7 separate regions of the Mus musculus genome follow, and regions 1, 2, 4, 5, 6 and 7 are each linked to region 3. Evidence: chromatin loops called from intact Hi-C (ENCODE). Cell type or tissue: heart. All regions are shown on one strand. Region 1 overlaps Ppp1r12b (protein phosphatase 1, regulatory subunit 12B). Region 2 has its middle 72 kb from the start of Syt2. Region 3 holds the start of Ube2t (ubiquitin-conjugating enzyme E2T). Region 4 overlaps Ppp1r12b (protein phosphatase 1, regulatory subunit 12B). Region 5 overlaps Syt2 (synaptotagmin II). Region 6 overlaps Lmod1 (leiomodin 1 (smooth muscle)). Region 7 overlaps Ppp1r12b (protein phosphatase 1, regulatory subunit 12B).

Region 1 (4,000 bases), 84 kb before region 3:
ATGATGGTGAACTGTTTGTGGTCAGCCTAATCATATATTTATAAATAAAAATCACAGGTTAAATTTTTCTACCAGGCAGGGTATGGTAGTATACACCTGGAATTCCAGCTTGTAGAAGGCTGATCCTACATAGCAAGATCCAGGCCAACCTGTCTTAATTGTTAACAAAGAATCAACAAGCTACTAAGTGCTGATTTGCCCAGCTGCATTAAAGTTCAAAGTTCAACTCAACTTTTCTTTGAAACATCAAAAGAGTAGGTGTCCCTGGTACTGATTCAGAAGAACCTTTTGGGCCATGCACAATTTTTCTCAGTCATTGTTTTGTTCTGGGGGGGGGGTCGGGCATAAGAAAATAAGAAAAGACATAAGAACATAAGAAAAGCCGAAAGGAAAGCTATCTATTTTGGCTAGCAACTAAATAACTGCTTGGTGAAACTATTAGAGTGACCAGACCAACCCCTTTTTTTAAAGACACCAAATACATTATACCAAAATACCTCCTTTTGTAATGAGGAATTACTTTTGTTCTCTACTTAAAAAAATCTTCACAGTCTGTACTTCAAAACTTGAGGACTAGCAAAAACATTTCCATTTGTTGTCATGACTGAATTTCCAGGGCAGCACACTGCCTTGGCATCCCCTGCACGGCCCTCCCCTCCCCCACTGCACCTTATCTTTGTCATCCAGCAAAGCAGAGATCCGAGGGCTTGAGGAGGACCGGTAGATGGAAGAACCTCGATCCCTAAGGGCCTCCCTGGAATTGGCCACTTCACTCAGCATATTGTGGCTACCAGTTTTTCTGAGCCCCAGTCTCCAGGAAGAGGGAGATTCATCTTTAGGCTCTTCTGCCTTGTTGAAAAGACTGGACAGCTATGGGGGAAGAAAAAGATGGGGGAGAAAGTTCTGGTGATCGAGCCAGTCTGCTCCACCCTCCTTTCTCTTTCCCTACTTGATCAAGTTCACGGAGCAGCCTGGGCTGTACTAGAACAGACCCCTGGCAGGCTTGCTGTCCTTGTGCCCACTCCACTTGGCAGATGTTAGATGCTCCCAAGGGCTCTTTCTTCAGAAGCCAGCAATGGACTCCAAACCTTAGTGCTTCTTCCCACAGACCTGCTCTGAGAAAGGAAGGAGCCCTTTTGCTGGCCTTGTGATCCCGCACTGTCTCGGAGCACCAGGAGACTCTCCTCTGGGGACTCATTTTCTCTTGACGTGCTCGGCCCCTGAAAACAAGCTACTTTTCCTCTCTGTCTTAATGTGCTCATCTGTAAAACTGTGATAATGAGCTTAATTCTCCCCTCTGACACAGTCTGGAGAAACTGGATGAACTAATGAATAAATACATATGAAGGCCATGCTCTTTCATGTGATGAACTAAGTATTTCCTCTTATTGAAACATATTTCTTCTTCTCACACAATATAATATGATTATAGTTTCCCTCTGTCTCCTTGCAGTTCCTCCTGACCCCACTCCCATCTGGATCCCCTCCCTTTTTATCTCTCATAGTAAAAAACAAAAAACAAAACAAAAACAAAACAAAACAAGTCAGGCTCCTAAGTGCTAATCATGAAGTATAATATAATAACAAAAACTAACATATTGGAATTGGACAAAACAAACAATCAGAAGAAAAAGACCCAAGGATAAGGTATAAGAAGCAGATCTCACACTTAGGAATCCCATAAAAACACTACACTGGTATAATATACACGAAAAGTCTGGTTCAGACCAGTGCATGCTGCCTCAGTCTCTGTAAGTTCATATGAGCTTCGACCATGCTGATTTAAAAAAGCCTTGATTTCTTGGTGTCCTCCACCCTCTCTGGCTCTTACAATGTCTCTGCCTCCTCTTCCACAGGGTCCCCTGAGCCCTGCGGGGAGGAGTCTGAGGGAGACATTCCATTTAGGGCTGAATGTCCCAAGTTCTCTCAAGTGATGAGTTAATATTAAGTTAATACTAATGGTGACGTCACAAAATTCTAACTACAATATTAAGAAAATAATCTATTTGCTATTAAGAAGCAATTATTTCATTGAACAAGAAATTTTAAAAGATAAAATCTTCAGGTGTAAGAAGGTCACCATATTTCTTATTCTGCCTAGAAAGAGTATCTTTCAAAGAGATCACTAGCTCACACCACCACAATTTCACTAATAATAAATTTTAATATCAAAAAAGGAAGTGTCAGTTGGGCATGGTGACACATGCCTATAATTTTAGCATTTAGAACGTAAAGGTTTGGGGAGGTGGAAAGATGGTGGTTAAGAGCCCTGGCTGCTCTTCCAGAGGACCCAGGTTCAATCCCCAGCACCCACATGGCAGCTCACAGCCGTCTCTAACTCCAGTCCCAGGGGAATTGACACCAGTGCACATGAAATAAAATATTAAAAAAAAAGAGAGAGAGAGAGAGAGAAGAAGAAGGTAAAGGTTGGTAGATTGAGGTCATGCTCAGCTACATAAGCTTGGGCCAGCATGGCCTATGGCTATAGAAGACCCTGTCTCAAAACCACAGAAAAGGAAAAGAAAGTTTCCAGTGGGATACAGCTCAGGGGTGATATGCTTGTCTAGCATGTTCAAGATTCTACATTCTAGTGTCAGCACTAAAACAAAACAACAACAAAAAACACTGCATGAACAATTTTCCATTGTCTTTATATAAAGCAGGGAAACAGGCTACAAATATGGTTCAGTGGTAGAGTGCTTGCTTAGTATATACAAGGTATATACGTACAAGGCTCGATTCTGCAAAAACAGAGAAACACAGCAGGGAAACATCATAGGCTAGGATTAGTCAGAAACCAGATTAGGGTCTTTAGGGTATAACTGGTCCTTCATATGCCAGGAAACAGTCCCTTTCCTGGGGTCTAGGACCTTTATTAAAAAAAAAAACCCTGGATCTTACTTCCAAACCCAGGTCATCTTTGCACTAAAATAAGCCAGTCATCTCCATCCACCTTCCACTAAGATTTCCTCTTGCCTCCAGTCATCTGGATATACACACTTATGAGCCCCTTCCTTTGTACAAGCCACTGTGACTCCACTGGGAATCCTTCCTCCTTTCCCAGTAATAATATTTTAGCAAAATAGAGGAAGTATGTGTGTCCGTATGTCTTAAGTTGGTATTGTTCTTTTATAAGAAGTAGGAAGTGCAGTCACACCTAGTAATGCCAGCATCTGAGGAGGCTGCACGGTGAGCAAGGACGGCACTCTACCTGAAGCCTAGCTAATGCGTCAATGATGCGTCTAAAAATAAAGGAGGCCTGGCATGCTTTGTTTCATTTCCACTAAGGAGACCAACAAAAACCTCTAAGGCCAGAGAGATTTCCTTCCCAGTTGTCTGCTCCAAATACCTCAGACCTCTCTGCCAGAGGCCTACAGCTTCTGAGAAGCCATATAAAGTTGATCCTTCGTCTCCCTCCCTTGCCCATCACACAGGGCAACAACCTTACTCATAAGACTAAAGTTTTCATGAGAAGTAGAAAAAGGAATTGCCATAAAAACAGTTTTGGATGCTCTGGCCTTAGAGGTTTTTGTTGATCTCCTTAGTGGAAATGAAACAAAGCATGCCAGGCCTCCTTTATTTTTAGACGCATCATTGACTCATTAGCTAGGCTTCAGGTAGAGTGCCGTCCTTGCTCACCGTGCAGCCTCCTCAGATGCTGGCATTACTAGGTGTGACTGCACTTCCTACTTCTTATAAAAGAACAATACCAACTTAAGACATACAGACACACACGTGTCTTCTAGCTAGTCTACTTTGTACACAGTTATCTTTGTTTTCAATATGAAGAAAACAGGTAAAACACAGAATCTTTTTGGTCTCAGGATATTTTCATCCTGTTATTAAAACACCTTTGTAAAGGTATTGTTAGGTACTGGTTTTCAAGGACGTGAGGGGCAATGTTATGGACAGAATTTTTGTGTCTCTTCCTCTAAAATTCATACTGAAGCCTTAGGTATCAGGACTGCATCTGCAGCCTGAGCCTCTGAGGAAGTGACAA
Region 2 (4,000 bases), 320 kb before region 3:
AGGTTTCCTTCTGCCACAATGCTGCAGAAATAGAATCTGGAATATTGCTTGTTGAAGAGTTTCGGAAGAGAGCATTGAAGACCCCATCGTCAGCATGTTATGGGCTGGCTGCATTTGGAGCCATCCTTCCTCAACGTGACTGAAACACCGGAGTTTATGGCTTCTCCCCGTTTGGGCCTTCTGTCCTCAGTCCTTTGCCTGTGGCCCAAGTTTCTCAACTTCGAGAGATTTCATGTGTAACTTGTAAAGAAAATGCTGCTTAAAACATTCTAAGCAAAACGCAATGCTGTTGTAAATCCATTTTTAAGCTATAATCAATTTGTAAGGTATTTGCAGACTTTGTAAACAAATTTCATGTATAAATAGCACATACAAATGTTCCTGCACGTTTTCATCAGTATAGATGAGACGTGTCAAGCCAGCCAGCAGCAGAAGTAATAATCCCACTCCAGGTTGGAGTTCTGAGAAAAAGGGTAGAGGGCTGTGGTGGGTGAGGTCGTGTGTGGTGAATGTTTGAATAACCTGCTTTCAACAGGGATGGCATTAGTGACATCCTATGGTCTGTTTCAGGTGAGTAGAGACCACAGGGCTGTTGTACAGAAAGGCTGTTTTATAGAAACATAGTTACCTTACACACTTACCTTCCAGTGTAAGGTGGACCATCGGTTTGCTAGTCCCTGGCAAGCCTCATGCTAGAGGTAGAACAGTGCTGAGCTGCCCTGCCGGTGCTTTCCCATCTGCTCTGCTGTGAGCGTACTGGACTGGACAAACGATCGGGGCTGCTGGTCTGACAGCAAACGATAAAAGGAGAAATGTGCATCTAATTTTAGCCTACATCATAACCATGTGTATTCATTATACTTTGAAATTGATATGGGATGAGGGCCTATGCAGGCTCTTAAGTGCTCTCTAGGCAATGACCATGAGCATAGTCGACTGGGGAAGTGGAGGGGTGTCATTAAAGGTAGTCCCAGGTGCCTGGGAGTTGTTTGGTGTTTCCAAGCCAGTCAAAACTTGCAAGGCACCCTAAGCTCTCAGACAAGTGCTAGTCACCTATAGCTTTCCTGCTGCAATTGAAAGTGTACTTCCCATGCTCAAGGTGGTGGTCACTTAGCGCCAAACTCAAACCAAGTGTAAGGAGCAAGTGGTGCAGCATGTGGAACCCAAAGATTAACAGTCCTTCCTAGCAGGGCCAACTTTGGGACTGGGTCTATTCTAAGAACATTTTGCTCTGTCCCACTTCTTGCCTAGGACTTCCTGCAGGTTCCAGAGAAATAAGAATATTGTCCATGAGGTTTGGTGAGCCTGCTTCATCTGAGTATGGTGGGCATATGCCCTAGGGTTCAACCTACAGGTACCGGCCAACCATTGTGTGTATGGTCCTGGTGTGAGGAGACTTTCAGAGAAGAATCTAGTGGTCACATGTAAGTCTTGAAATGGCCGCCCTCTGTGTTGAACGAATGCCTCCTGCTCTGATTCCATTGCCTCACTGATGCTGAGAATACATGCCCAGTACTGTTGCCATGGCTACTCACAGGCAGGAAGCAAGTAAGTCCTGGGTACCAGCTTTTAGTAGTTGTCATGCCTTGGAAAACTGACATAGGTCATGGAGGCTTTTAGGCTCCTGCTTATCTCATTGCTCTGTTTCTATCACTACATCCTCCCCTCTCCATCCATTGAACAAGCAAACGCAAACAGGACTTTTCACTGAATCAAGTGGAGTAGTGTCGGGAAATAAAGGGTAGGGGGTGGGGGTGGGGGTGGCTGAGGCTGGAGAAGGGATGAGGTAGTGAATCTGATAAAGCTCTTTGCCCAACTGCTCATTTCTCAGAATGACAGCCTGTCTTCTGTCTGCTACTCCAGCGGTGGCCACCAGATAGTGCTATTTTGTTTCCTTGAGTGTTATGGAGCCTTTTGGTATTTTTCTGGGTTCATCCTGTTTAGGGGCCAAAAGCAGAAAAACACTAGTTTGGGCAACTTTCAATAAGATCAGCAGTTTTAAAGGCTCCAGGACTTTCTAGGGGAGAAAATACTGTGCACTGGATCAGTTCATTGCTTTGTTGCAGCAAGATGTCTGCACACGGAAGTTAGAGTTCATTTGAGAGTAAAGTCTGACATGGTGGGGAAGCCACAGCAGCAGCAGTAGCTGGAGGTCAGGCTGCATCTGTATTTGATTCAGCAATCTAGAGAAGCTGCTCACAGATTTGCCTCCAAGTGATTCTACTCCCTGTCAAGTTGATGATAGTTCTAACTTAGGGTAGGTTTATGTACTGACCCCAGGGAGAGCAAAGGTGAGAGAAAGAGGTCTTCTTGCTGTGGGTGGCTGGCTTTGGTTGGGCTGGTGTGCTCGCGGGAAACCTCACTGTTCTTCCCCCAGAACCGTCTTCACTGGAAGAGGATTGAGGGCAGTGGGCACTTAGCTGAATCCAAATCTGCTGGGTCTTAGGGATGCAAACAGGAGATGATGACTTTCTTTCTGCCGGCCAGCCTGTAGAGTGAGCCCGGGGAAGCCATTGCTAAGAACGGTAACACTAAGAACTGGGGTAGAACTATGTGCAGCAAGACACCAGCTCTCAGGCTGCTTTTTACTTCATATTTCTATTGTGTCTCAACAAAGTTTTGTTGCATTTGCATGTGAGTGCATGAGTTGAGGGGTCAGGGCAATGTGGGGGAGTTGGTTCTGCCATGTAGGTCCAGGGGTCCAATGCTGGTTGTCAGGCACAACAGCAAAACCATAAACCCACTGTCTCATTGGCCACTGTTGAGTTTTTAGAAAAACACTTTTGTATCACTGCCGAGCAGACATGATTCTTACAGATTTACATGCGATTAATACTTGTAATACAAAGTATTTGTAGGTAAGGTAGGATATTTTTTAAAATTTATTTTCTTCCTGTATGGGTGTTCTTCCTGCATGTGTGTCTGTGCGCCATGTGTCTGGGACTGGAGTTGCAGACAGTTGTGAACCATCATGGGTGCTGGGGATTGCACCTGTGTCCTGTGGACGAGCAATCAGTGGTCCTAATCACTGAGCCATCTCTCTCCAGCTCCAGAGTGGGTCATTAAAAACAAAAAAGTGTGAGTGTGGGCACCAGAGAAGACCTGTCTGGGCCTGGAGTTCCAGGCAGCCATGAGCCCCCTCACACAGGGATGCTGGGAATGGAACTCAGTTCTCTGGAAGAGTAAATACGTGCTCACAGAGTCATCCACCCTTCCAGCCCTGGGGATTTTTAAAGATGCCTGTGAGAATGTATGCCACATGTGGGCGGTGCTTTCAGGAGCTAGGAAAGGAAGTAGAATCTCCTGCCAGCTGTAAGCTGGCTAGTGTGTCTGCTGGGAGATGCCGGGTCCTCTGGAAGAGCAGGATGAACCCTTAGCCACTGAGCCTTCTCTTCAGGCCCAAGGATGGGATTTTGATGGCAAAAATTATGCCCTTAATCATGAACTTTATACAGTTCGGACTGAACATGTCTGTCTTCTACATCTGCCAGAAACTTGGATAGCACTCCAGTGTTCTGATGTGGAAGGCCATCTCTTAAGAATCTTCTTTTTTTTTTTTCCTTTAACAGCAACCACAGTTACTTCTACTTAGAATCTAATGCAGTGAAGCCATTTGGCAGCGTGCGCGATTGGAGAAGAGTAGGCTGTTTTCCAGCTTTTGAAGAAGTCGCAGGAAACTTTTAGCGCACAACAGAAGAGGGCAGCAGAGGGCAGGACTGAGTTACTTTCCTAGTTCCCAGGGCTGGAGCTGGGTCCACAGGAGGGAAGGCGGGGTAGACTGAGGTGCTCAAGGTCACTACAATCCTTAGCTCTAAGTTGGACACCAGGATCTGTCTTCTATAGTGTGGCACCGGGAGGAGGATTGGGTTGTAGGATTAAGATGAAAGGTCAGGGTTTGAATTTGTATTTCACCAATTGCTAGAAATCAGCTGCTAAGCTAACGACGCCAGCTGTGTGTGTGCCCAGCAGGTTAAGCATCTCCTGTATTTTCGGTTGGGGG
Region 3 (4,000 bases):
GGTGTACCCTGTATGACTACTCCTGTCTTTATACTGCATTTCACTGCACTTTTAGAGAGCTCTCAGTATATTGTATAAAGAGGCTTAGAGTCTGTTACCAATTCTCCTGGTCAGTCAGACTTTGTCAATTACTTCTGTTTATTCTGCACCAATTATACTGTTTGAGTTTGCTTAGGGATGGATACCCCAAGAAGATTCCTGAATTCATAGCCTCATTTAGAAATTTCTAGCTTTTGATTATCTGAGCTTATCACAATCTCCGGGGCATAAGGAAGACTTCCAAGTAGTGTCCAGATAAAGTTGTTTCCCTAAAAGCAGAAAGGATTCTCCAAAAAAAAAAAAAAAAAAAAAGACTCAGACATAATTTTCTCAGGTAAAGACATCAAATGAACCATAATGCAGAAAGCCCCTAAGAGTGCAGCAGGCAGTCACCAAAACCTAAAAGTGAGAGGCAGAACTACAGCCATGGCAGCGCAGCGCTCGGCACAGCCTGGATGGAACTGTGTCAAACAGCTGTGCTGGCTTCATGACTTGCGTCATTTCCTATGACTGTGCCAGTGTATTGATTTGTGTGTACCTGCACGAGTATCTGCTCACAGGTAGGTGTGAGTACACACCAATGCCAGAAGAGGGCATCAATCCCTGGGTTCTGAAGGTACAGGTATTTGTTGGACCCCAACTCGATAAATAGGCGCTGGGATCTGAACGTAGGTCCTCGAGATTGAATAGCAAATATTCTCCCTACTAAGACAAACTCAGCAGCCTGCTAATAAAACATGTGTAACTACCAGTTAAGTCCAAACAAACAATCCTGTGTACAAATAAAATACATTTTAGAAAATATTTTCAAAAATATCTGGTCTAGGGAGATGGTTCAACAGGTAAGAGTATTTGCTGTGCAAGCATGAGTACCTGGGTTTGAGTCCCCAGCACCAACATAAAAAGCCAAGCACAGCTGATTGTACCTACAGCTGATAGCTCCTGCACTAGGAAATACATGGTGACTCACGAGAGCTGGCAGGCCAGCCAGCCTAGTTGCTGGCTTCAATGTGCTTCTGGATCTGTGAGAGACCCTCTCCTCAGGGAATAGGTTATAGAGAAATAGAGGAAGATCCCCACCATGACGGACTCAGAAGAGCTACCAAGGTGCATCTGCTTACCTACACACTCAGGTAGACACAACCCACACATACCACACACTACACTCATCCACTGAATAAATAACTGGGCCAATCCAGATTTTTATCAAGTAATAATTTTCCATATTCATACTTTAATTGCAACATTAGAACACTCTACTTTTAAAGATAATGACAAGCTTGCCATGGTGGCACATGTTTATAATCCTAACACTTAGAAGACAGAGGCAAGAGGATTGGGAGTTCAAGTCTGGCCTTGAGGTCAGCTTGAGCTATATGGGACCTTGCCTCAAATGAACAAAATAAAATAAATAGTGATGATACCTAGGCAGGAGGATTGTTGTGAGTTTGAGGACAGCCTGGGGTTTAGAATGAGGCCTTTGCCAAAAAGAAAAAAAAATCCTAAATTAGGGTACACACATTTGAGCCAAGAACTTGGTAGGCAAAGGCAGACAGATCTCTATGAGGCCGGCCTGGTCTAAATAGCTCCTGGCCAACTAGGGCTGCATCGCGAGACCCTGTCTCAAAAAGAAACCCTAAATTAATTAATTAAAAGTTTAAAAATAACATTTAGAGCACTCTTGTTGGCCTCTATTCCCACCAGTTAACATACCTCCCTCTGGTGGACAAATGGAAACTGTGTCGATAGAATGGGACCCTTTCTCTCTCTGTCTTTTCCCTCCTTTCCTTTGATCCAACTCATTACGGTCTGTGCTATTTCTAAGAGACATTTTTAACTCTGTGTTTTTCAAAGAACCATCCAAGGAAGTTTCTATTTCAAGACAGGACTAATACGGTCACTGTCGGAGTAGGGACAAGAAAAGATGCTGAGGAGATTAGATATCATTAGATAGTATGAATGGCAGTAGTAAAATAAGCAGTAATCCCAAATGGTAAGCGAAAACACTTCACTGCAACAAAGAAATCCTAACCATGAATACAGAACCGCAACAGCAGACTGAAAAGCACGTCAGACTGTTGCATGACTATCGTTCAGAAGTCTGTAAGTTTGCAGAATTCACTATCTACCCTCTGGCTCAGTCCTACAACTAAATTGGGGAAGCCCAGAGCAGAGTCAGTCAGAGTCCTAATGAGTCTGAGGGTCTCCAGAAGACAAAACACACCATAAAAACCTCCATGAGGAACCAGCTGTAGCTTAACATCAGTTTGGACTAAATGCAGACATCACCGCGGTAGCCAAAATTATATTAGCTTCGAAGTTCAGAAAGACCGACTGCTAGGTCTATGCTATGGAGCTGTACAAAAAGCTAGGAGCAGTGAAAGAGAAAGGTGATTCCTTGATTGATTTCTGGTCCCACCCCCAGGGTTCCCAGAGTTGAAACCAATTCCAGTTCTGCTGAGTCTCAGGTCTTAAGCTTTCCTTTCTCTCCCAAGGACTACCCACTTTTGGCACTCGCAGCTGTGCCCTCAAAGCTGACTTGGCTATAATCATGCACTTGGTTGCTTAGAAAATACCTTTCTAGAGGTGGAAGAGCGCTTGAAAGTCATTTATTCCGTGGTTGGTGTGTGACTCAAAGGGATCAAAGGCTGGCACAGTATGTAGGAAGAGCGGGCTTGTTTTCAGGGAGAGGGAGGGGGAAATCCTTAACTTCCTCACAGTGCAGAGGATCTCTTGCGTTAACCCCTAACAGGTTGAAGCTTCCATATGAACATTTCCAGTGGTGGAGAAATTTACTCCATCCACTTTACTCTTCAGAGTCCTGATGGAATGCTTTGTTCACCAGAATTATAAATTAAAAAAAAAAATCTTTTTTCATCTGGAGGAAATCTATGTACCCAAGGCTGGTCTCAAATTCTCACCTTTTTATTTCAACATGCCTGCGCGACCGTGCTCGGCTAACTTGTATCTTTAGACTACTGATCTTAAATGAAGTTGTAAAGTTTCCCCTGTCATTGCTTAAAGCCTGGGTGACCTGGTAGCCATTGGGAAGCTGCGTAGGAGTGCCAGGAGTCTCAGGCTAGCCTGAGCTACATAGCAAATTCCAAGCTAAGCAAGGGTTGCATCGCGAGACCCCGTTCCACAGAACCACAACAAAGATATAAAGGCAGCTACTCAGCAGTCACTTCTCCAGATTAAGCGTGTCCAGTTGCCTTTTTTTTTTCCTCTCCTGTAGATGACTTCCCAGCCTTCCCAGCTCACAGTCGATTTACAAACAAGACCACAGCGGGAACTGAGAATTCCGGATACGCGTGCGCGCGCCAATTTGAGCGGTGCGTGAGCGGACGCAAGCTCTGAGCGGTGGCCAATAGGCGGGCGCGCGCCTCCCCCAGGTTTGCTGCGGACCAATCACAGTCCTCTCCTGGAAGGGGGTGGAGTCATTCCAACGGTCTCCGCGGTTCCGCGTGAGCACAGCAGAGGCGCGCCGCGGTAAGTGGGGCTGCTGACGGGTGCTGCGAGTGCCACCTGAGGGAACGAGCCCGAGGTCACGGAGAGTCTGGGGAAGGAGTCCCGTTTCTACCCGAGCGGCCCTGGGAGGAACACGGCGGGGAGAGCGAACCGCCCTGGGCGCGCCAAGGCTACCTCCAGCATCTGCCACCTACCCAGGTTCTGTGCATTGATTATTTATTTACCTCAGGCCTGGGACACAAAGAATTTTACGAAGAGTCAGTGCAGTTGTAAAAAGCTTACGTTTGCGGGGAGTGGTTACTGGAAAAGAGGCTAACAACGCCGGTTTAAAAAAAATTAAAAGGAAAATATCTTTTGAAGCCGTAGTGTAAGGAACTCTGTTATGGTTGTTTGGTTGAGGGTTTCGTTTTGTTTGTGAGACAGGTGTCGCTGTAGCCCAGGCTGACCTGGAACTGACTTCTACCTAGGCGCCTCCAGTGTCTATGCCCCCAAG
Region 4 (4,000 bases), 99 kb before region 3:
AGAGCAAATTTCTCTTCAATTATTTCCCCTTCCATTGTATTATAACAGTAATACTTTTTCACACAAGAAAAGGAGGGCAGAATTCCCCAGAATGCCCCCCCCAACAAACATCGTAAATACTGTTGTGTTTGTTTGGTATCATACATTATCCTTTGCACCTGGCTTTGTCCATTTAACAAGATATCAGTGGTCACCTGCGTCCATACGTAGTGCCAGAAGGAGAAAGCTGAAACTGATTGTTGGCCAGTCCTGCATACACTCACAATGCCTGCCGGAAAACAAAACCCTAAGGAGAGACAACTGTGAAATGGTGTGCTAAATCCCAGCCCAGCCTAAGTGACTCAATTACAAGGCAAAGGGAGATTATTTCTGAGCGGTGGCTTTCTACTGCTTAAGTCTTGCAGTGGCCTGCTTCAAATCCCCATTTATCCCAATGCTACTAATTGTTTCCAATTGGACCTGTGAATGAGGGCTCCAAGGCTCCACTGTGGTTTCCCAGCAGGAGTCAAAACACTTCCACAATGGGCTGATTACAGAGAAAGCTGAAGCTTCAAAAGAGAAGAATTATCACTCAGCATGCTCTTTCAAAAGAAAATGTAGCTGTTTCAAAACATCTGATTTTTTTTCTCTTAGTTTATGCTCATCTAAAGTGAGAAACTAAATGGCTTTAATTCTGTAAAGGCTGAAATGACATGTTTTATGTGATCAGCTCATTCCCCTGCTGAAAATTCTACTATGGTATTTCACAGCTCTGAGAACAGAAGATCAAGTTTCTTAACATAACCCAGATAAAAACTGGCTTGATTTGGTTCCTGCCTACCTCTCGAGTGCCACAATTCCCAAAGACTATCCAGTGGAATGGTAATTTGGGGGTTTCTGCAGGGCAAGAGCAAGTTCACTGAGTACCTGCCACAGCCACTCTTTCCCAAGCCCCACCACCAACCACCACTCTTCCCAGGTGACCAGAGAAGGCTTGAGTGAGCTGTTTAATTTAGCGTAAGCCATCCTTCTCCACTTGATTTGTTATACCTCCCTCACTCCTTCCAGCTAACCCTGTTTTCACACAGAAACGTTCTGAAGTGACATATGCCAGGCAGAGCCCTTCAATAAACGGCTGTTTGATCGGTCTGCATATGCAAGTCTCCACTTAACAAGACTATTCACTTATAACACCGTATGCTTGTGCCAGGATCCAAAGCTTTCAGGAATAAAGACCTAGCGTCTATGTTAAATCCTTGACCTGGCATTCCAAATTCTATGTGTAGTAAATTTTTTTCTCCAATTACTTTTCTGTCCCTGTCTAGATCCTTGAATAAATTCTCTTCTTTTCCCTTTCTTTGAGGCACAGGGTCTACAATGTACACATCTCATGAGCTGGGCAGCCATTCCAGAGCTCTAACTTGATATAAATTCTTGGTTACAAGTCTCAGCTAAGTATGTATGACCTCACATGTGTCAGTAAAATCTGAGCCTCCGTATCCACAGTGCTACATATAAATATAACGATAATCTTGGCCACTAATCCTGATGACCTGAATTCAAGTCCCAGGACCTACATGGAGGGAGAAGGGAACCAACTTCTGCAACTTGTCCTCTGACCTCCACACATGGCCAATGCATCAGCTCCCTTCCTCCCAGTTATTAAGTGTAATCAATATATTTTTACCACACTCACTTTTCTTCATCCCTTCTGTCACTCCCCATTGCGAGCCTGATTTGTCCTACGTGCATTTCTTCTGTGACAGTCTCTTTGCTAGTCACGTCACGTTCACTATTACCCATTTGTTCCTGTCTAATAACTTCAGACAGAGTTTAAAAGCCAGTTTAAAATTCATGATACCTTAAGCTTAAAGCTGTCTAGTGGCATATTGCCTACAAAATCCACTAGTAGCATATACCTGAGAAATATGTCCACATAAAATATATATATACAAATGTTTATAGTGATATTTGTCATAATGGCCAGCCAACAGGTAGAAATAATGTGAATGTATCAATTTATGAATGAACAAACAATATCAAATGGTAGATTATAAAAAGGAATCAAGTCCTGATACCTGCCTCAACATGGATGCACTTTGGAAATATACCAGAAAGAGGCTAATTATAACCCCTCATCTTGTTTCCATTTTACATGAAAGGTTGAAAATAAGAAAAAGAGAAAATATTAGTAGTTGCTTAGGTTGCAGGGAAGTGGTCCAGGTTCAGTGCTAGGGTTACATATATCACCATATCTGACATCCTATACAAAATTATTTTTAAAGATTGCTTAAACTCCATGTTCTTTCATAGCTGCTACTTATCATACAGACCTTTGTCTAAGCACCAGACTCTCGTGGCAGCCTCCTGGAGTCCCCCAGGGAAAGTATTCGTAAGCAGATCTCCGTTAACACACTGTTCATAACTCACACTATCTCTTTATGGCACAGGCTGAACAGCTGTTAACCAAACTGCTGGGAACCAGAAGCCTATCAAACTTTGAAGTATTTTCATAAAATAAGGAGTCACTTTGGCTAAGAAAAGACTCCTCTGGTTTCATATAGTGTGTTCCCAACAACATGTTCATACTTGGACTCCAGATAGTAGGTCCAACAACAGGGCAGTGACCAGACGCCACCGCCTGCTGAGTGGGCAGCCTTGCAGACATTCAGGTGAGAGGCTTCGTTAGTGGGACTGGTCACTGGAGGGACATTCCCAGGAGCAGCATTGGTCCAGTCCGTGCTCTCCGCTGCTCTCTGCCATCTTGCTTGTCAGGCATGAGCGGCTTTGCTCATCCACACTTCTATCAGAAACAATAAAGCAGCTACCACAAAGTGTCATCTCTGAAGCCATAAACAAAATAAACCTTCCTCCTTCAAATAATTTCTCTCAGATACTTTTTAGTGTCCAAAAACTGACATGTTCACCCTATACACATAACATGGAGGTTATCTTACACAATTTTAAAAAATAATTTTGTACAGAAAGTCAGGTATGGTGTTATATGGAGTCTTAGCACTCAGGAGGCTGAGGCAAGAGGATTGCCATAAGTTCAGTGCAAGCTATATACAGTTAAGTATCAGGCCAGTCAAAAGGATATAGCAAGACCTGTTTTCTAAGAAACAAAATCAATTTTGTACATCTTGATACAGCATATAGTTCACTAATATCTCAGTTTAGTCTTGTTAATTCTTTTATTTGTTTTATGTAGAGAGGGTCTCACTATGTATCCCAGGCTGACCTACAACTCAGAGACCCTGCCTCCACCTAAGTGCTGGGATTAAAGGTGTGGACCACCCACACCAGCTAATTCTTTGTTCATACAGTTGCCACTTGAGGAGATGTAGCCAGGTCACCCTATTTGCTAAGGTGAAGGAGCTCAGCGGACAGCCGTGGACTGACAAAACAGCCAGAACAGAATCAAAATCTGATTCCATTGGTCGAGCGATGCCTTATCTACTGGATGTTACAAAGTTCACGGATGCAGTGGCTCTCTAGGAGTCTATGAACGCAGCATTTCCATACAGCCTGAAAACAAACATTTCTCCATCTTTCCAATCTTAATCTTAATGAATTTAACTCATTTAAGTTCTCTCAGCTAGGAAACACTTTGTGTGGGAAACGTGGGTGCACGTGTTTGTGTGAGTGTGTGCATGATCACATATAGTTGTGTGTGGGAGGGTGTCTTCCTTAACTGCTTCTCCACTTTAACTTATTGAAACAGGGTCTCTCTCTCTGAATCACATGTCACTGAGGGTCATGGATTGACTATGCTGACGTGGGGATTACAGATGCCAAGTCCTGTTATCATGGCTGCTGATAATCTGACCTCTTGTCCTCACACCTGTACAAAACACTTTCCGATTGAGTCATACCCCTTGCCCTAAGAAACACTTTTAGAGTGATTTCTTCTTTAGCTAATGGAAGACTGCTCTTTAGTTTCTCGAATGAAACGAATGGTACTTCTCTGTGCACTAGAGTAAATGTATAAACATCACATATTCACGAATGCATAATATTT
Region 5 (4,000 bases), 240 kb before region 3:
AGTTGGCTTCCGGGACTGTAATTATGCCCCCAGGACTTGGCATGACCCACTTTCGTTCCCGGATACTGTGAGCTGTCAGGGGCGCTGGCAGTAATGGGCATCTGCGTCTGGGCCAAAACTTCTTGGTCCTTGTTCCTGGCCAGTGTCTGGGAGGAGAGTATACTCTTGAAACAAAGGGACCAGACTGTCCTCCCTTGATGACCCTTTGCCGGATATCAGAACCCCCATCATGCACCAGGACAGACCAGGATTGCTAGACTTTTTAGGACTTTTCACCTGCCACCTGGCCACCCATTACTTGGAGATACAGCTCTCTTCATCATTTGGGAAAGGGTTTTTTTTTTTTTTTTTTTTTTTTTTTTTTAGGGTGTATACCAGGCACTCTCTTTTGTGTCCTGCTCAGCCTCAGTTTCCTCCTCTGTAAACTGGGAGTCATCATCGTTCCCTCAGTGGGAAGGAGCACAAACGAGGTGCAGCATTGAAGTTTGGAGAGCTGCAGTCATGGCTCCTTCATCTGCACCTCGGGGCTGGCTCCCCTTCATGTCTCCCCTGTGAGGCCAGCCTTTTCAGAGAAACTTAGAGCTGCTGATGGAAAGCGGAACCCTTAGTCAGTTGTGTCAGGGGTTCACAGTGGGGTCTTGGGTGTATCCCATCAAGCCACGGGAGTCATGCCTGCTCCACCATTCCAGAGGCCTGAGCCTGGCATCTCCTTAGTGAGCTGCTTTGGGACAGTGTTGAGTCTTACTCAGCGTGAATAATTAGCTTTCAGCACAGGACCTCGTATAGGATTTGGGGTGAAAGAAAGTGACTATCAGAAGAACAGACATGACTTAACTGTGCTAGGAAGGGTCAGTCTCAAGGCTGGGGAAGGCAGACATTAGTGAGCAAAGTCATCCCATAGGATTTGCTGCCAGACTTGGAGGGTGTGCTGGTCAGGATGATACCCACTCTCCCCTCAGGTGGATCATTCCAGGGTGGCAGGCTTTGCCACCCTGCCACTGGTTAGTCAGTCTGGCTTGTAGCCTTGAAGTCTGGCCTAAAAGGAAAACAGGTTTCCAGGAGAAGCCCTACCTGGCGAGACCCCACCTTCTCAGTTGCCCTCTAGGCTGTTACCAGGTTGTTTCTCTGGGCAGGGTTGGGGTAGAGTAAGAAAACACAAGAAGAAGAAACAAGCCATTTCTTTCTCATCATCTTTGTGGGCTGTGTGGAGCTAGGCAGTGTGCACAGGTAGTTGATACCAGCTAGCAGTGGACAGTCTCAGAGGAAGGAATATACAGAGCTGGGGAAGAAGGCTCTGGACCTCAGGCACCCAGCCACCCAGCTGTGTAGTAGCTCAACATCTACCTACCCACCCATCCACCCACCTACCCCCCACATCTACCCACCTACCCACTCCCCACACACCTACCCACACACCCACACACCCACACACCTACCCACCCCCACCCCTCCACCTACCTACCCATCTACCTACCCATCCACTCACCTACATACTTACCTACCCACCCACCCACCCACACCCACACACCTACCCCCCCACGCCCACCCCCCCTACCCATCCACCCACCTATCTACCCACTCTCCCACCTACCTACCCACCTATCCACTCTCCCACACACCCACCCACACACCCACCCACACATAAACACACACCTACCCACCCCCCCCACATATACACACACACCTACCCACCCACCCACCCACACACCCTCCCACCTACCCCCCCCCCCCCCACACCTACCCATCCACCTACACACCCACCCACCTACCTACCTATGTGGTAGCCCTGGCTTTCTTGGACAGAGCCTGGACTTGTGGTCAGAGCATAGCCCTGGGCTTTCCTGTGGATAGGGATCTTAGCCCTGGCTATTCTGCAGCCCACATGCTATCTGTGTCTGAGGATAGAGCTGTCTTACATTCAGGTGAGGTCTTCAAGGCTGCGGGCCATCTTGGAAGATGCAGAGCACTTTCCAAAGGCAATCAGATTATATCTTCATTACCCAAGTGTAGGGTCTTCAGCTGTAACCACAGCTTCCTGGGAAAATGCTGAGTTGAAAACCCAGCTGTCCCTTCCCCTGGGCTTTGTACTTCCCATGCAAGGCTCTGTTCTGCACTCACGGTGCCTGTGAACACATTCACACCTATATTTATGCTCAAACACATAGTGTCCACTTGTATGTGGGCACAGACAGCTTCCTGATAACATGTGTACCCTTCATGGGCCTGAGAGTTGGAGCCAGCCTCTCTTCTAGCTGAGGTTGAAGATAACCTGGCACCAAAGTCAGGTTCCATTATTTGGCTGGCAAAGCCACCTTCTGCAGCTTCCCTCCTGCTTCCGTTTTTAGTTCCCTGGGCAGGAACCTTGCCCAGGCCTGTAGTCAGCCTGGCTCCTGGTCAGACAGCAGGGGGCACTACGGGCTTAAACACTCATATCAAGCAGTAAGCAGGAAGAGGAGCCTTAGCCACCGTCCCTGTCACCCAGGCACAGCCCCTGTCACCCACCACTGTCCCTGTCACCTGGCCACAGTCCCTATCACCCGGCCACTGTCCTTGTCACCTGGCCACAGTCCCTGTCACCCGGCCATAGTCCCTGCTTTTGAGGCTATTCTCTGTTTACATGTTGGTACTCCCTGCCCACCATGTATAGATATACCCACCACGCCATAAATGTACCCCTATCCCACATCCATTATACACAACACACCCTTCGTACCATGTGCTTTTATGAGCTTCCCTGTCTCATGTGCCATTCCCAGCTCACCCCCACAAACCCCTACTCATCACAGACACTATATAGCCTCCAGAACACCTCCATATATACCATGCCACATACACCCCACTTACCACACAGCAGCATATAACCTGATGACACAACATACATCTTACCATATACACACCACCGCCTGTCACACATAGCCCCACCCCACCCCATACACCCTACCTACCACACCTCTACCTGCCACACACACCCCTACCTCTGTGCCCCACTCCCACTAACTACATGCACCTGGCTTTCCACCATACGTTAAACTTCATACACCTATAACCTGCAACACATACATACATACATACATACATACATACATACATACATACATACTACCCACATGCCCACTATGTCCAGGATATTCCACCCACCATATAACTCAGACTCTTGCCACCCATATCACTACTTACTGCACACACCACACACCACAGTTCTATGTCCCCATGCCCTATTACCTGCTACATATATAGCACACATTCCTATCCCCCACTGATGCTACGGATTCACATATAACCCATTCCTCACACCGCACTCTTACATTCCATGTCCATACGGCGGCACGTGACACCTCACACATTCCGGGTTTACACACCACACACCCTTCTGAAAGCCTGAGATGCTGAGCAAGGCGCTTGTGCGGTCAGAGAGGAGGAGTGTCCCTTCTGAACTGAGGAGAAGCCTCTAGTGTGAAGGACAGCAGGGCAGGTGGAAGGCGCAGTGTGCTTCATGCATGGCAGGATGTCTGTCTGTCTGTGTCTGTGTGTCTGTCCATCCTCTGGGCAAGCTTGTCCACAGCCACACTTCTCTAGATCATGACCAGGTGCAGAGCGCCACTACCCTGCTTGTCTCTCTTCCTCGCAGACCACGTGCACACCAAGGCTCCCCAAGGCCCCATAGCCAGTGCCCTACCGCTTGCTTCCACTGTCCTGCTTAGCACCTATGCGGGCATCCCACCCTTCTGTCCTTTCAAGTGCAATGATGCCTGGGCAGTAGATGCCCACGTAGTAGACAGTGTGGCCTCCTTTCCTTCCAGGAGAGCTCTGGAGCCCTGAGGGAGCAGCTTCTGGGGCCAGAGGCAGCTGGGGATAGGTGACCGGGTTGGCGACTGGTCCAGCAACTTTAGTGCCTTGCCTGACAAGGTCAAGGAAGCCTCGTTCCTATCCTTAAAGTGGTGGCTTTTCCACTCTGTCTAGTCAAGCTGAGGCCCTCGCTTGAGGGGTAGAGAGGAGTGAT
Region 6 (4,000 bases), 410 kb after region 3:
AGAGTATGCTTTGGAGTCAAGCCCATGAGCTTTCATCTGATGGTGCAGGGCACTAGCTAGATGCTTAAGGGTGCTTCTGCTTATCTTCCAACTCTGTGATGTGGAAGCCAATCGCCTCGATGTTTTGCAGATAGAGTTAATCAGCTGCACGTGGGTACATGACGAATAAGAGGTAGGGCTGAGGTCTTAACTCCTCTCTGCTGCTGAAAAAACGGACCAGTGATAGTTTTTCACAATGACATTGGAAGCCAAATGGAACTAGTTTTACATATATAAATATATAATTTCCTCTTTTCTATGTAGTCCTGGCTAACATAGAACTCCTAATGTAGAGCAGGCTAACTTCGAACTCTTGAAGATCTGTTTGCCTCTGCGGGGATTAAAGGTGTGTGCTACCACACCGGGCCAGTCTCCAGACTTTAAGTCTCCTTTAGAACCTTTCACCTTTGCATGTTTTTGTTTGTTTGTCTGTTTGTTTGTTTACTTAACTGGAAACACGATTTAGACTGGGCTGGGGGCTGGGAGCACACACACTTCCCAACTCTCTGCTTCCCAGAGCCAATTAGGCCTGGGATGACGTAATCATTTCTAAGTGCGTTTAAACTTGATGTGGGAGCGCAGCGCCACCTCGAGGAAAACTGCAACCCAGGCTCTTCTACTCCTCAGAGCAGCCTGGCTCTGGCGGCGGGAGGTCAAAGAAGAGCAGAGAGGGGGAAGGGACTCCAGCCCCACCCTACGCGACTGTCCTTGTCTTGCAAGACCCACCCGAGGTGCGGAGCGGATGCTTGAGCTCAGGACCCGCGGGATTCACAGAAGTGTTTCTGTCCGCTCCGCGAGTTCTGCTGTCCGCCTCTGGCTCCTGAGCCCGGAGTCACGCGTCTAGTGGATTTTTCCTTCCTAAAACCAAGGAAGGTCAGAACTAGCAATAGAAAAGATCTATGCCCATCTACCACCTACGTTTTAATAGGGGGCGGGGGAGGGGCGGAGCGGAGAGGTTCAAAGAAAGCAAATGATTCATTCAAGTTAATGAATCTAGACTCAACGCCAAGTCGTCGTCGTCGTCCCCCGCCCCCCCCCCCATCCCCAGGGAGAGCAGGTCATCTAGATCCAGGAGAAGCAACACCTGACCTCAGCCTTTCCCAGCATCCTCTTCAGCATCTACCTCCTCTGTTCTTTCCAAGGTTCCATTGCAGGTCTACTGCCCCCAAACCGAGAAGTTCCTCCTCCTGCTCTCGTTTCGCTCCACTTTCCCTGGCCAGAGAGGGGGACCTAGAGCGGGCCTAGGACCAGTGTCTGTCTGGCACGTGGACACGGGCAGTTAGCTAGGCTTTTATATCTCACTTTGTCCCTGGAGCTCAACGTATGACCTATGACAATCAAAGGGCTCCGGTCTCAGGGCCGAGCCGGGAACTCCATGCTTACTTGGCCACTGTTGAGGAGTAGGATCTGGACACGGGCCACTCAGAGACCAAGCTTTTCTGGAAAACCAAGTTCTCTTGTCGCCATCTGGAGGACCGAGCACAACCTTCACCCCTGAGAGCAGATGCTATCCAGCTGAAATCAACCTGCGAGTCAGGCACCAAGGGTGCTGCACTCATTGGGAGGCCCGTCAGTGCCCAAAAACCCTTCTCCCCTTCTGGAACTCCCTCCTCCTCCCCTCTTCCTTTCCTTCCCCTCCTTCCCTCATAGCCAGAAAGACTTTTTTTGTCCAGGTGCCTCCCTTCTAGTCAAACACCCTGCGTCCTCCTCTTCCTTAGCTTTCCCTTGGCCCCGCTGTATTCCCACATTGTCTTTTGCTCTAGCCCTCTCCCCTCCCAGAACCCAAACCCCTTGGAGCTCTGCCAACCCTACCCCTGACAAACACTCACACCTGAACAGGTCCATGTTTGTCTAGGGTTGTGCGTGCTTCAGCTGAGAAGCAAGCCCAGGGTCTCATACAGTGTATAGGCCTATTGATTGATTGATTGATTGGTTGATTACATAAAGCCACCCCTCCTCTTCAACTAGATTCCTATACCACCCCCGAGGCTGTTCGGGGTCTCCTCCTATCCCAGCAAGGCCACAGTTACATCACTGGGGTCCCCTAGTTCTTAAGTGTCCCTCCTGCATCCACTCTCTTTCTCTTTCTGGCGTGTGTAGTTTTTCAGGATTGCTAAGTGATGGGAAGGGGCAAACATAGCGAGTTAGGCTTCCCCAGGCCTTTCTGGGCTCTGTTTACTCCTCAATGAGACACACAGACACACACAGCGGACTGGAAATTAAGAGTATCTGAGGGAGATGGAGTGTTATCCTCGATGGGACTCTGCAGCTCCTCCCCCCCCCCCGCCCCCCAGCACTGGAATGCTTCCTCTTTCTTCTTAGAATTCTTATTTCCGGTGCTTTGCTGTGTTAAATAGCCCTTCTCCCCCTGCAGCTCTGGCTGGGGCAAACCTATACTATATCCTATACTACAAAGCCACTTGTCATAGGGTCCCAGATTGCTGACTCAAGGGCAATGTATTCCGTCACATACTTCGACATCATGCTCTTCTGTGACAAGGTTCAGGGGGTAAATTCATGTACCCCTTGATTTCACTGAGGAGAGGGAACCTGTGAATTCACTCAGGGGCAGACCCCTGCTCTAGGGAGTCTATGACTCGGACCCCCAGGTTCTGACTTCTGGGCTATGTGAATCTGAAGTAATGCCCCCTGGATGTATGGCTACAGAGGGCCCTGGGGACCTTGTGAGGATAATGGCTCTGCCTAGAACCTAGGAGGCTGCTGGAAGCCAGAAACTTGAGGCTGCACTGGGCTAGATTTCCTGAGGATGGATTGGAAAAAAAAAAAAAAAAAGGGCTGACCTTAGAGAACTGGGGGTAGGGGCATTGGATAAGTTGGCATTTCCCTACTTGAATTAAAACTATTAAGAATGGTCTCAGGGTGACTCTTAGTACAGGGCACTTAGCTATCATGCCTGGGGCTCCCACAGACCATCTATCCCAGCATCCCCAAACCTCAAAACTTCCTGCAATTGTCACCAGATGTCTTGAGAGCACAAAGACTATGACTTCAAGGATCACAGCAAGGGAAGATGGGCAGACAGCTCTGTGTTACTCCCAGGTCACCTCTTCTAGGTAGCCTTCACAGTCTTTATACCTAGCTTCCGTGGACCGGGACACTGCCCTGTAGAATCTGACACCTTAGCATCCTGTGAGGATCAAGCCGGCAAGTACCTTACACCACACCTCTGTATGTTGGCTCCAGGTCCTGGGCCTCTTCTGATCAGGAAGGAAGGACGGACTCATAGTTTCGATTCCATTATATATCATCCTCTTGACAGCTATTATCCCCATTCTATACATGAAGACACTCAGAGGCAAGCTCAAGGTCAGACAGTGAAGAGACCCAGATTGGAAGGTAAGTGTTCTTGGATGGAGAGGTGTCTTTATATAGCTGGTAATGCCTTGGACGTCTCAGAGGCCTGGTCCTGAAAAGCACGTGAGCACCCTCTCTCTAGCTGCCACAAATCTGCTCAACAGCGTTGGAAAACAGTCCAGAGATGCTCAGGGGTTCTGCCCAGGATGGGGCTGATGGTGGCACTCTCCTCCCACCGGTGCTGCCCTCCCCTGCTGTGGAATGTGGAGCAGGCAGCAGTCCGGGTTCAACAGGAGGCAGGGTTAAGAGAAGGGGCCAGTGATTCCACTGATGAGTTACAGCATTACAGCTTTAATCCAGGAGGCCTGAGCTCCAGCCAATTGGGCAGCCAGAGGGAAGGGCTGTGGCCAGCTGTTGATAGAGCCCCCTCACTTGTCTCCACCTCAGCCCAAACTGGGCATATAGGAGGGGTCCCACCTTTCTGATTGGGGTCCTGGGCACAGAGGGACGACTTGAAAACAGAGACTGTGGCCTAGGCTCTCATCTTACTCCCAGTCTCCCAGTAAAAATAGCTCATGAATCCCAAGTCCTCCCTACCCACCCCTCATCCACGGCCTGGTTCCAGCTCAGCTCACGTTCCACTTCT
Region 7 (4,000 bases), 69 kb before region 3:
CTGAATCGAAACCCACGCTATTTCCTACAGTCATCCTAAATGTCAGTTCCCACGCCTACATGCGAATGCGGAGAAAAGGGAAACCAGTGTTGTTGGTTTTTTTCTTGCCTACACTAATTTTATTCCCCTGTCCAATTACTGGCAGAAAATGTGAGTGGGTCAACTCTTTACCTGTGCACCTGTTAGATTTCCATTCACATATGTAGCTCTTCTGCAGAGTACCAGGCAGAAAGGCAGAGAAAAGCAATTAAGGTTTTAAAGTAAGGAGGAAAGAGAAGAGGACTAAATTCTGGATGTTTTCTCAATCTGACGTATGTATGAACCACTACTAACCAAGTACTGCCCAACACCATGTGACAGATTTGCAGTATTACCTTAAGAAAGACATACAGTGGGGCTTTGGTGATGCATACCTTTAATCCCAGCACTTGAAGGCAGAGGCAGGTGGATCTCTGAGTTCAAGGCCAGCCTGGTCTACAGAGTGAGCTCCAGGACAGCCATGGCTATTACACAGAGAAACCTTGGAAAGAAAGAAAGAAAGAAAGAAAGAAAGAAAGAAAGAAAGAAAGAAAGAAAGAAAGAGAGAGAGAGAGAGAGAGAGAGAGAGAGAGAGAGAGAGAGAGAGAGAGAGAGAGAGAGAGAGAGAAAGGAAGGAAGGAAGGAAGGAAGGAAGGAAGGAAGGAAGGAAGGAAGGAAGGAAGGAAGGAAGGAAGGAAGGAAGGAAGGAAGGTCGGTCCTCTCTGTAATGGACTGTAACTGCCTAAAGACTTTTTTATATAGCCTTTTACAATATGGTTTTTCAAACATGCCGTTTATAGTTCCTGAAGGGAACGACATCTGTGAAATGTAGATACATCCAGCTCAACCCTGAACAAATGACGCTGAAGCAGGGGGCCGAGACCCCCAGTCACTGCTAACTTCCAGGAAACTCTGAAAGCATCGTCCAGACTTACCACATCTTGCTTCTTCTGAAGCATCTCCAAGTGCTCCACGAGACCTTCATCAGCCACATCAAATGGCGTCTGGCCCTAGCAGAACACAGGGGCACCATGACAGATAGAAAACAGAAGCGGCAGTCATGTGACTTTTTCAGGGTCTATTCTCTGTTTACTTACTGACTTTTATTCCTGCAATATAAGCTGAATCTCCTTTATCTGAAATGCTTAGGACCAGAAAGAAGTGCTTTGATTTTAGAATATATGCACACACACACACACACACACACACACACACACACACACACACACACACACACCACACACACACACACAGAGATATATATACATAGTAATCTTGAGACTAAGTGTAAACATAAAATTTACTTTTTTCACATATATTGTACAAATAGAGCCCAATGATGATTTCTTACCGTATTTTAAATAATTTTGTGTTTTCATGGCCTGGAATTTTCTACTTGGGGCATCATATTCAGTGTTCATAAATACTGAGCTATGAATATTTCAGATTTCAGACTTGGGTTGGAGATGCCCAGCCTATAGCTGCCTCCTGATACTCTACACTGAGCTGCCTTTATGAGTCACAGAGAAGATGCTTTAAGAAACAGCAAGTCCTTCAAACATGTGAAACAGTGAGAAAATCACTACACCAGTTCTAATGCTTATGGCCTCTTGACAAACAGTCCAGTGGAATCTCCATGTACACCTGTTCTAAAGTATTACTGTGAGGATACATTCAGTAAATGCCCTTGGGTCACACTCACGCTGAGGACTAACAGGAATGATCTCCCTTTGAGGAGGAGGAGGGAAGCCAGGCAGGTTACTTCTAGAAAACACAGGAACAATCACATACTCTGTATAGTCTAAGAATGAGACCAGGATTCGGGAGTTATGTAAGAAAGACAGGACCATGTGTCTGGAGTCTAGAAAATCAAGAGACGCGGGGATAAGAATCTCAGGGTTCTACATTGTTTGAAGTGAGGCTGATAGGACTGCTTATAGTTAAAATGGAGCAATCATTGCCATTACAGATTGTTCTTAGAGGAGTCCATATGCCAAGAACTTAGCAGTTAAAAGACCCAGAGTTGAAACATAGTAAAATATTTCATATCTCACCATAGACAGGGACCTTAGGTCTCTCCAAGTTCATTTGTCATCAAGAGCAATTACCTTTCTTCACTTCCTGTTTCTTTAGGGGCTTGAGCACAAGTAGACACAGATGACTGGGTTGTGTTTATTTGGCTTCAGTACTTTTACAGAGAGAATAAGCCGTGGAGCAAGGAGCTGGAGGACATCACAGCCCCAGCGCAGTCCTGGACACTGACCAGAGCCTTCAAGCCTGTGCTAGGCACCCAGCCACCTGATCTCATTGCCCTTTTAGAGGTTCAGGCTCACTAACCAGTTTGTTCCGGATATCCATGTCACAGAGTGCTTCTGCCAGGATGGAGCAAGCCTCTTTTACTCCCCAGTGTGCAGCTGCATGAAGAGGAGTCCAGCCGTCATGATCCTGAACATTGAGTTCATAGCCAGCCTGAATGAGAAGCCTAGAAGAAAACGCAAAAGGGACACTTATGGCCTGATTTTAAAGTTTTCCAACAAACAACCTATCACTCCACTAATACCTCAAACACCCTGTGATTTCTTCTGCCTTCTAAGGGATAATCTATAATGCATATTACTACTTTGAGCATCGCTTACAATCTTCACTGAACTGTAAGGTTATACATATGGCATTCCCTACACATATCCATGTTACACTGTGCTGGTTAGTCTTTCTCAACTTGACACAAACATGTATTTTGGAAATCTTGTCAACACTAAACACCAAGAGTCAGATAGTCAGATAAGGCATGAATATAAGAAAAGAAAAATAGTAGAGTCAAATTCTCTTTTCTTGCTTTTTTCAATTACATTTTAAGTTGATTTCTTTGGTATGCTTGAGTGTGTGTGTGTGTGTGTGTGTGTGTGCGTGTGTGCATGTGTGTGTGTGTGTGTTTGTGTGCGGCAGGGGTGGGTGGGTGGTGGGTACATACGTGCCACAGGACACAAGTGGAGGTAGGAGGACAACTTGGAGGATTCAGCCTCTCTTTCTACCATGTAGGGGATTGAATTCACATCATCAGGTTCAGCAGCAGATGCTTTTACCCAAGGAGCCATCTACACACACACACACACACACACACACACACACACAAGCACGAGTGCATGTATGCAGGCATGTACCACTCTAATTCTCTTACGAAAGCTGGATATTGCATACTCAAGATCTATAATTCACCTAATGAGCCCAGAAATTGTCCAAATCATAAAACCAGAAGGGTCATAAGTCTGTACAGTCATAGAGGAGGAGGTTTCAGGAGAACCAATGACAAGTCACAGAGCTGAACAGGGTCTTCCTGTGTCTCTGTGCCTCAAGTCTACCTAACATCACACATATGAGGAAGAGCAACAGTAATAGCTCCCTTCCGGAAGACCACCTATGAAGGAACACCAGCAAACCAAGAGGAAACTGACAACAAGAAAATACATCATGGCTAAAAGTTCCTGCTTCTAAAACTCACATCACCTTCTCCCAGTACCCAGCTCCATACCTGAGGACTTCAGAGTAACCCTTGGCAGCAGCTACATGCAGGGCAGTGGCCCCTGAGCGAGCCTGCCTCACATCTTCTATTCTTCCGCTGTTGAGCCACTGGCGGGCATCCTGCAACATCTGCTGTTCTTCCTCCTTCCTTGACTGCTCTAGATCAACGCCTGCAGAAGGCAGACCCCAGAAAGCAGCGTTACTAAAGTTCTGCCCAAGTCTGACAAGATATTTCATCAGGTTAATAACATACAAATATTACCACAAAGAACAGTTCCCTCATCAAGCTGGTAATTCATCAAATCTGAGGCAATGCCATTCATATTACAAAATTGCCAAGGCTAAATAAGCCAGGCTAAATAAAACACTATGTGATGCACACTCATGAGGAGCACACACCTAATGCTTTACAACAGAACATAAAAACCAGAGGAGATACTATTTTTACTTTGCAATATTTACA

What was found. A loop is a pair of places that touch in the nucleus more often than their neighbours do. Peaks named below come from ENCODE experiments on the same cell type or tissue, not always from the same donor. Only the 100,000 strongest peaks of a DNase experiment are listed, where the experiment ranks them.
Region 1: it touches region 3 in a loop (2.2-fold over the local background); 6 of 42 quality-filtered maps call a loop at or near these places.
Region 2: a loop joins it to region 3, with 2.7 times the contacts of the local background. A loop is called at or near these places in 6 of 42 quality-filtered maps.
Region 4: a loop joins it to region 3, with 2.6 times the contacts of the local background. A loop is called at or near these places in 9 of 42 quality-filtered maps.
Region 5: it touches region 3 in a loop (2.7-fold over the local background); 5 of 42 quality-filtered maps call a loop at or near these places.
Region 6: a loop joins it to region 3, with 2.4 times the contacts of the local background. A loop is called at or near these places in 4 of 42 quality-filtered maps.
Region 7: it touches region 3 in a loop (2.6-fold over the local background); 6 of 42 quality-filtered maps call a loop at or near these places.

Annotation. Positions count from the first base shown.
Region 1 is chr1:134,875,296-134,879,295 of GRCm38, forward strand. Ppp1r12b (protein phosphatase 1, regulatory subunit 12B) reads right to left here. Exons shown (of 24, transcript NM_001368827.1): 10 at 670-870. Among named protein-coding and RNA genes, the nearest start is that of Gm51265, 69 kb to the right of the region's middle. In heart, no CTCF peak of the experiment used is centred here; no DNase peak of the experiment used is centred here.
Region 2 is chr1:134,635,011-134,639,010 of GRCm38, forward strand. No RefSeq gene overlaps it. Among named protein-coding and RNA genes, the nearest start is that of Syt2, 72 kb to the right of the region's middle. In heart, CTCF peaks have their summits at 1,878 (motif pointing right) and 3,683 (motif pointing right); no DNase peak of the experiment used is centred here.
Region 3 is chr1:134,959,082-134,963,081 of GRCm38, forward strand. It overlaps Ube2t (ubiquitin-conjugating enzyme E2T), which reads left to right and starts at 3,484. Exons shown (of 7, transcript NM_026024.3): 1 at 3,484-3,705. In heart, CTCF peaks have their summits at 1,761 (motif pointing left) and 3,932; a DNase peak (open chromatin) is centred at 3,460; H3K4me3 peaks cover 1,410 bases; H3K27ac peaks cover 1,157 bases.
Region 4 is chr1:134,860,319-134,864,318 of GRCm38, forward strand. The region is part of intron 13 of Ppp1r12b (protein phosphatase 1, regulatory subunit 12B); the gene reads right to left. Among named protein-coding and RNA genes, the nearest start is that of Gm51265, 84 kb to the right of the region's middle. In heart, no CTCF peak of the experiment used is centred here; no DNase peak of the experiment used is centred here; H3K27ac peaks cover 322 bases.
Region 5 is chr1:134,723,052-134,727,051 of GRCm38, forward strand. All of the region lies in intron 1 of Syt2 (synaptotagmin II), which reads left to right. Among named protein-coding and RNA genes, the nearest start is that of Syt2, 16 kb to the left of the region's middle. In heart, a CTCF peak has its summit at 2,382 (motif pointing right); a DNase peak (open chromatin) is centred at 2,380; H3K27me3 peaks cover 651 bases.
Region 6 is chr1:135,367,771-135,371,770 of GRCm38, forward strand. It overlaps Lmod1 (leiomodin 1 (smooth muscle)), which reads left to right. Exons shown (of 3, transcript NM_053106.2): 3 at 1-295. It overlaps Shisa4 (shisa family member 4), which reads right to left. Exons shown (of 5, transcript NM_175259.4): 5 at 3,686-4,000. Among named protein-coding and RNA genes, the nearest start is that of Shisa4, 5.3 kb to the right of the region's middle. In heart, CTCF peaks have their summits at 636 (motif pointing left) and 1,511 (motif pointing left); DNase peaks (open chromatin) are centred at 651 and 1,371; H3K4me3 peaks cover 1,322 bases; H3K27ac peaks cover 1,493 bases; H3K27me3 peaks cover 815 bases.
Region 7 is chr1:134,889,803-134,893,802 of GRCm38, forward strand. Ppp1r12b (protein phosphatase 1, regulatory subunit 12B) reads right to left here. Exons shown (of 24, transcript NM_001368827.1): 4 at 3,548-3,707; 5 at 2,356-2,500; 6 at 954-1,028. Among named protein-coding and RNA genes, the nearest start is that of Gm51265, 54 kb to the right of the region's middle. In heart, no CTCF peak of the experiment used is centred here; a DNase peak (open chromatin) is centred at 2,269.